Linked DNA regions of Mus musculus: region 2 is linked to region 1. Evidence: chromatin loops called from intact Hi-C (ENCODE). Cell type or tissue: heart. All regions are shown on one strand.

Region 1 (4,000 bases):
CAAACTTTGTTGAGTGCCAATGGGCTCCATCATGGGCTCCAGGCAATTCTAGGGGAGTGGTTTTGTGTGTGTGTGTGTGTGTGTGTGTGTGTGTGTGTGTGTGTAGCAGTAGGGAGTGCCTTCCTATTTGATAACATATTTTTCTCATTTGACAATTTTTCAACCTTTGTATGAAATCTTCCACGCCTCTTTCTTTATCCTTCTCTTATATGTAAGGTCCAGGCCAGGCAGGACAACATGGTTAGAACCTCTCTCCCAAAAAATCTAAAGAATAGAAACAACAAATAAATCATAAGTCATGGTTATGCATAATCTACAAAGTCCTCTCACGTGCTTTAAATTGTGTCTAATGGTTATATATCACTATATAATGATTATATATCATTATATATGCACTGTAAAGTGTCTATACTGGATTATTAGAAAATAAGAATAAAATCTTGGAGGGATTCTTGCAGAGAAGCCAGTTTGATTTCCAGCACCCACACGACAACTCTCAACCATCCATAACTCCATTCCCAGGATGCGCATGATACATAGGCACTCATGCAAGTGAAATATACATTAAAAAATGAATCTAAGGGGAAAAAAGAATAAAGTCTTATAGTTTGGGTTCAGACATAAATTAAGAAAGAAAGAAAGAAAGAAAGAAAGAAAGGAAGAAAGAAAGAAAGAAAGAAAGAAAGAAAAAAAGAAAGAAAAAAAGAAAGAGAGAAAGAGAGAGAGAGAGAGAGAGAGGGAGGGAGGGAGGGAGGGAGGGAGGAAGGAAGGAAGGAAGGAAGGAAGGAAGGAAGGAAGGAAGGAAGGAAGGAAGGAAGAAGTTTAGGGGGCCACAGTTAGAATCCATGAATATAAAATATGCAAACATGAAGAACTGGTTTTATATACTTTTGAAATGAATACATTATCATAAAAGAAAAAACATCTCTAACAATCCAAAAAGAAATGCATGAAGGGAGAAATAGACTGGCCAGTTGGATGGGCTCTGTTAGAAAGTAGACCCAGTGAAGTCCTTTAAAAATATTCCCCACCATCTCCAGCCAAGACTGCTGGCCTCTCCCTGCCTGGTCCACATGGGCAGCCCTCTGTCAGAGAGAACCTTGCTGTGTTGTCTCAAGTTCTTGGGTCTTAACCATCTGGCAGTCCCCATAGCCACAGGGCAAGGCTGTTTCTTAGTCCAATGGTGAAGCTCGGCCCCTGTATAAGTGAGTGGAAAGCCCCCACCGCCAATCTCCTTAACCTAGTGGGAAGGCTACGTAGCGTTGTACTGGCAGGGTTACAGGGCTACAGCCACCCCAGTGACTGACCTTGACAGTCCCATCTCTTGGGGAAAAAAAAGTGATGTAGCACTAGCCAACAGAAAAACACCTCTCAAGCCTCAAATTAGTTCCACGGGAACTTATCAGGGTTCTCCTCACACCATACAAGCCTGCTCAACCACAGGGTGTGGCGGCAGGAAGGAAGAAGCCCCCTCCTCACCGTCCCTACCGTCGCAACCGTCCCTACCGTCGCAACCGTCCCTACCGTCACAACCATCCCTACCATCGCAAACGTCCCTACCGTCTGTCACCAAGGACTCTGATCACAGTGGCAGCCTGCACCTGTAACCACAACCACACAGTGAAATTTCACCAGAGGCTAGTGGTAAAGAACACAAAGAGATTGTTATAATTTCCAATTTGGAGTCCAAAATATGAGCGTTGAAAATGACCCAATTCCCTGCCCCTACCCAACTCCAGTCCCAAACCTATGTGCTTTCTGAGATGAAAACTGATGGCTCTTGCCAGCCCGCAAATGCTTTTGAGAAAAATATTACATTTGGTCCTCAAATGAAACAAACAAACAAAAAAACCCTAGGAGTTGTTGTGCTTGTTTATTTTACAAATGAAACAGGCCCACAGTGGCTCCATGGTTTGTGGAAGCTGTGTGGGAGAGTCTACCTCCCTGCTCAGATCTTTCCCCTAAGCTGCTGACCTTATGGCTCCCCCAGGGCAATAGGAAGATGAGACTTCCTTCCCTCCCATCTGGGAATTGCCACTGCCCCAAAGCAGATGGTGATACAGGAACTGGCCCCATTTGGCCTCATCAGCTTATTGGAAAATGGTGCTCAGAAAGGAAATGTCCTTGGGGTTGCCTCACTGCCATCACACCGAAAGGACAGGACCAAAAGGCTGGGTCACTACAATAGCTTACAATACATACAATAGCATAGTTGGTACAAGAAATGCTTTCAAGTTCAGGACTCTTTTTAATCAAGTAGTGATTGCTTAGTAAAAGGAATTTTGGAAAATATAGTCAGCTTTCTATCACTTGTAACAAATGTCTGAGACTACCAACTTATGACAGGAGAGTGTTTTAGATTCTAGTCCACCATTTGTTGCGGGGTTGCTGGGTGGCTGGGTAGGCTCTATGTGTTAAAACTGACCATTTTAAGGCTAGGAAGCAAACGGGACATCAAGAAGGGACTGGAGTCCCACTAGCCCCTTTAAGGGCATGTCCTCCAAAGATGTGAAGACACCCCCACTAGGCCCTACCTCCTAATGTTTCTACCATCTGCTGGGTGTGATGGTGCATGTCTGCCTCTCAGGAGGATTGCAGCTTCAAAGCCAATAGGCTCCATAGTGAGACACCATCTCAAATGCTTTCCACTGTCTCCAGATTGACGCTTCCTGGAGACTAAGCCTTTACCATGGAAACCTTTGGGATATATTTAAACAAACTGTAGCAACACTCAAATAAAAAATAAGAAATAAATAAAAAAATAGCACCACCCATAAAATCAGCCATCCATCACTCCCTAGTAGGGCTTCTGTCACCATAGAACATTCTTGAAGGCATAGCAGGAATACTGTGCTTCCTGGAAGCAGGAAGTTATTCTAGAGAGAGACATATGCCCTTCCAATTGTTTATCAGGCTACAGAGACAATGAATCACACAGAATAGAATTTCCCAGGAGTCTCTTGGGAGCTTTGCTCTTGGAAAGATTTCACATAGTTCTGACAGCTTATCCGACCACCTCACTGGAGAGACCATGATCAGAGGATGAGCAGGAGCCCATCTTGGCCAGTACTGCCAATGATGCATGTCTCTGTTTAAATTTAAACCTCATATCAGGACCGCAGAAGACAGACTGGGGGGGGGGGGGAAGGGGGGTTGCCACTGAATGTCTTTAGTCAATTCTCTTCCTGATGTAGCTATATTGAATAAATCTCTTTTCTCTTGTTTTTTTTTTTTTTTCACTATTACTGTCTCTTTAACTGGCTTATTGAGGATGGGGCCCTGGTTTGTTGGGGCTGCCAGGGCCTATGCACCAACCCAAACACCTCCTCACATTATCTCGGCTGTAAGCATGCTGTCAGGAACATAGGCAGATATGTGTGTGTCTTTCTACAACATCACAATTTACTGGATAATTCTAAGTCCACAAAGTATGGTGGTTTCAGAGGCAACAGCTACCTGGCCATTTCCACCTTCCTTGACAGCCCTGGCCCACGTGAACACAGGCTCTTTTATTCCGATATAAATTACTAATATTTACTCTGTGTGTCTGTGTGTTTGTACATATGTATGTATGTATGTATGTATGTATGTATGTATGTATGTATGTGTATGTATATGTATGTATGTATGTATGTATGTATGTATGTATGTATGTATGTGTGCCTGTCTTTGTGTCTGTGTCTGTCTGTCTATGTGTTGGTCTGTGTGACTGTGTATGTCTGTGTGTGCCTGTGTGTGTGTTTGTATGTATGTATGTGTATGTCTGTATGTGTGCCTGTCTGTGTGTCTGTGTCTGTTAATCTATGTGTCTGTCTGTGTGTCTGTGTACATATATGTGTGTATGTCTGTATAGGTCTGTGTGTGTATATGTATGTATGTATGTGTGCCTGTCTGTGTGTCTGTGTATATCTATCCATGTGTCTGTCTGTATGTCTGTGTATGTCTATCTGTGTGTGTGTTTGTGTGTGTGTGTGTGTGTGTGTGTGTGTATACACATGTG
Region 2 (4,000 bases), 96 kb after region 1:
CTTGGGTGATTTCAGACTGGACAAATCTGACAAATCTGAACAGTTCCACCAGATGACTGGTTTTTGGCAAAGGTAAGCTGAGGCCACCAAGAACTTCGTTATGATCTCTATAAGCGCTTAAGCATCTTATTTGTCCTTAAAAACAATCTTACTGTCCAAGTATCCCATTCCCGAAACTAAATAGGGGATACAAGCCTCTTAAGGAAAAAAACATTGTCATTTATCAGCACGTGGCAGAGCAAGCCTCTAGAATGGACTCCTAAGTTTAGCAGAGAATCCGACATTTACACAAAAACACTAAATTAAGAACGGCAGGCTGAGTCCTGAGTGGGGAAAGCAGTATTCTACGCCGAGAAAGGAGTTCCAAGCAGATCTGCTGATAAACATATCTGTACACACTGCAAAGGCCGGAAATTATTCGGGCGAGTTCTACAGGGCTCCCGCACACTTCTTTGGTCTTAAAACCTAACCGTATAAAGAGCTCTAGGACCGGCGTAAAAACTCCCCGGGGTTCCATCAGCTTTCATAATCTCTATTCAAAAGAAACAGAAGTTGGACTAGAACAGGAGGGAAGTGACCGGCCTGCCCCTGAGCCGGTCCCCTATCAAGTGCGCGGTCCAAACCCCACAGAAGTGCGCTACGGCTGGGCCCCGGTCCCGCCCTCCTAGCTCCACTCAGGTCCAGTGGCCCTCTCATTAACCATCCCATCACTTTCCGAGGCACAAAGAAGTACCCTGGAAGAACCTGTAATAACACGAAGCCCATTTTCACCCATTGGCTTCGAAACCTGGAAAAAGCTACGGCTTGGCGGGGAGCGGAGGGGGCAGAAGAACAGGTTTAATCGTTTGAAGCAGTCAAGTTGGGAGACCACAGTGGGCAGGGGAGCGAAGGCCAGCCACCCTGTATTTGGGGCAGGAGCGAACATGGGGCCAGCCCAGGTTACCCAAGTGTGCATTACTTTTCAAGATGACCTCGCACGCACTATGACACTAGAGAGGAGTCTTCAGAGCTTCCTTCCCACACAAGACCCGGGAGCTCAGAGGACCCTAGGCGAGTGCATTTGAGCAGGTGCTAGGTGTTACGTCCCCAGAAGGGTCCCAGCCCCTCAGGTGCGCCCACCTGCCAGTCGCAGGGCCAGCTCCCCAGGCAGTCCTGAGTCTAGTTAATCATTCAACGCGGGCGGCGTGGAATATTTTTTAGAGGTCAACGCGAAAGGTTCTCCTGAAGTTTCACAGAAACCAGTCTTTGGGGACCCGAAGATAACAGTGCCAGCGGATGGGGGTGAAAAGCGGCAGCCAGCGGCTCACAAACACCTGATCTGCCCCTGCGGCACCCTAGACCAGCGCAGTGCGCGGGCGGGGCAGAACACCGCCCGCGACGCTCCCCCGCCGCCCAGGCCCGCACCTCGTGCGCGGGGTACAGCGCGGCTCAGGGTGTCGCTGCCCTCTCCCTGTGGGTGCAGGAAGAGCGGAGGTCGAGCAGGTGAGAAGGTCAGGAAGGAGGTGGAGGCCGGGAGACTGGGGAGAAGGTGAGGAGGCTGTAAAGGAGGGGAGAAGGACCAGGAGGTGAGGAAGCCGGACAGGAGAACGGAGACCGGTGAGGATATCCGGGAGGTGAGGAGGCCAGGGAAATGATGTGCGGAGGCCAGGAAAGTGAGACTGGGAGCGGTGAGGGGAACCCGATGGAACGTATGCGCAGACAACGCAGGAGCCACAGAAGAGCGGCGAGAGCGCGGGGCGCCCACACCGGCCGGAACTAGCGCGGCGGGGCGGGGATGCAGGGCCGGTGCCCACCCACCCGGCCCTACCTTGTCTAGGGACACCTCCAGCTCGGCGGGGCGGGGCGGAAGACCGCGGCCGCATCCACGTCCCAGCCGCTCTTGCGGCTCAGCCCCGCGACCGCCGCCGCTCTCGCTCCATGCGCAATGCGCGGACGGGCGGCCCGGCGGGGTCTGGGCGGCTCCGGCTCGCCTCAGCTCCAGCACTTGTTGCCGCGGCGGCCGCTGAGCCTTACTCTCGGCCCCGGCTCCTGGCACCGCCGCCCCCTGCCGCGTCCCTTCGGTCCCGCCCCCGCCCGATTCTCCAATCACACGCCGCGCCACCGCGCGCGTCACCGCCGGGAAGGCCGCGCTCCCGCCCCGTGGCCCAAGTTTGGGAAAGGCCGAACTCGAACCCTCCCGCCAGTTGGCGCCCAGGTCCCGCTGGGACTGCGCCCCCGGGCCCTTCCCGAGCTCTCCGCCCCTCGTAGCACTGAGAAAACCTAAGGCTTCACTGGAGCGCGCGGTGTCCAAAGATTACAGTCTCCCCCGCTCCGCCAGGAAGTAGCCTCCCCCAGAAAAACAGCTGAGACTTGAGTCCCAAACCCTGCTGAGATCCAGGGTCTAGTGTAAACTCTTCAGCTACCAGGGCGTGGCGCTTGGTGAGAATTTGCCAGCCAGCACTGGCATGTAGCTAAGTCTAGACGGCTCCGAGTGGCTTGTGAGCGGGATCCACGAGGGGAGGTGAGAAGAGGGAAACCCAAGTGCACCTGACCTTTGCTCTCAGCGTACATAGTAGCGGCAGCCACCTAGATAGATGCCCAAGGCCTGAGGGTGGTGCCTATCTGGCCTCTTCGGACCTTCAGGTTATGAAGCCATCAAAGACACGATGAGGTCTCCACGTGGTTCCACTCGGGTCTCAGGAAGTCAAGAATGCAAGATGCGGGAGGCGCTGGGTGCGGAGTTCGCTCGGCGACTTCAGAAGTTGGGCTTAGCAAGACATCTGAACGCTGAACCCCCGTGATGCCGCTGGACTGAGCACCAACCACACCCAAGCATGGATCACGCGGGACCCGGAACGGTCCCCCACCCCCAACCCAGCGCCTCCCCAGGCTCCCCAGAGCGCTACGTGCCAAGGTGAGGCCCAGGAAAAAGCCGGGGAGACCGGATGGAGAAGTTGCTCTAGTTTGTAGAGCTGGGTGGGCCGGCCGAGTCGGCACGCCCTCAACACCGAACCTAGAGCCTGGTCCCCACAACCTGGGACGCGCTTGGAAGCTGCTTCCTCTCCCCTCCATTCTTATTGCTAAGGCCTTCGGTCGACCCTCTGGAGATAATCACACTGAGAAGTTAACACTCTACACCTGTTTGCTTTTTTTTTTTTTTTTTTTTTTTTTCAGAAGGCTGTCAGATGGAGTTAGTCAAAGGGATGCCATTGACTTTCGAGCGCTGGAGATTGAATTTCAGCCAGCTCGACCAAGACCACGAAGTCTTACTTACAGCCGCAGAAAGAAGTAAGTGCGAGTTGTTTGGGTTGAGCGCAGAGCCACGTGTGTACGGTCATCCACAAGAAGGAATTCTGAGTCAGTGGTTCTGGAAATGTTAAGATTGACAATCTGCAGACCGATCTGTTCTTATGTTTGTCACTACGTTCCCAAACAACAACAACAACTTGGATTTTTATATGTTCACATAAACTGTTAACCACTGTCACTCTGAACAAGAAAGGAAGAGAAATTGTATGCTTTTCTTGACTCTGAGGAATTTTTTCCCACGATTATATTTATAATTCAGAAAGCCAATAAAAGAAGCAAATTAGAAGTTAGGTCTGTGTACTTGATTAACTGCAGACTGCCGTATTGATATTTAAACGTTGTGACGAGACAAAGCTGGATTCTTGGTGGGCATTTTGTTATTGTATTTCCCCCTTAAATGGCTCTCCGAAGCCACAGACATGCTTTCAAGGATTGCTAGGCAAGAAGTTTTGAGTAAAGTCAGCTGGCAAGCAACAGGGAAAGAAAGCTTGAGTCTTTCAGAGCTGCCAAAAGCTGCCCAGGCCATGTAGTTTTGTTTTTGTCTTTTTTTTTTTTAAAGGCGTTTTCTCCTTGGTGCCATTGAGTGCAGCTGGAAATGTTCCATCCAGCTTCCAGTGTGACTTTGGGGAAATAACTCAAGTGTTGGATTCCACACCCACTTAGCTGTCCTGCTTACTCTTAGGTTATGAGGGATTCATCATCGAAAGGCAGA

What was found. A loop is a pair of places that touch in the nucleus more often than their neighbours do. Peaks named below come from ENCODE experiments on the same cell type or tissue, not always from the same donor. Only the 100,000 strongest peaks of a DNase experiment are listed, where the experiment ranks them.
Region 2: it touches region 1 in a loop (2.0-fold over the local background); 5 of 42 quality-filtered maps call a loop at or near these places.

The regions. Positions count from the first base shown.
Region 1 is chr11:22,761,212-22,765,211 of GRCm38, forward strand. No RefSeq gene overlaps it. Among named protein-coding and RNA genes, the nearest start is that of B3gnt2, 97 kb to the right of the region's middle. In heart, no CTCF peak of the experiment used is centred here; a DNase peak (open chromatin) is centred at 2,050.
Region 2 is chr11:22,857,687-22,861,686 of GRCm38, forward strand. It overlaps B3gnt2 (UDP-GlcNAc:betaGal beta-1,3-N-acetylglucosaminyltransferase 2), which reads right to left and starts at 2,049. Exons shown (of 2, transcript NM_016888.5): 1 at 1,808-2,049. In heart, a CTCF peak has its summit at 2,399; DNase peaks (open chromatin) are centred at 625, 1,175, 2,165 and 2,845; H3K4me3 peaks cover 3,288 bases; H3K27ac peaks cover 2,094 bases.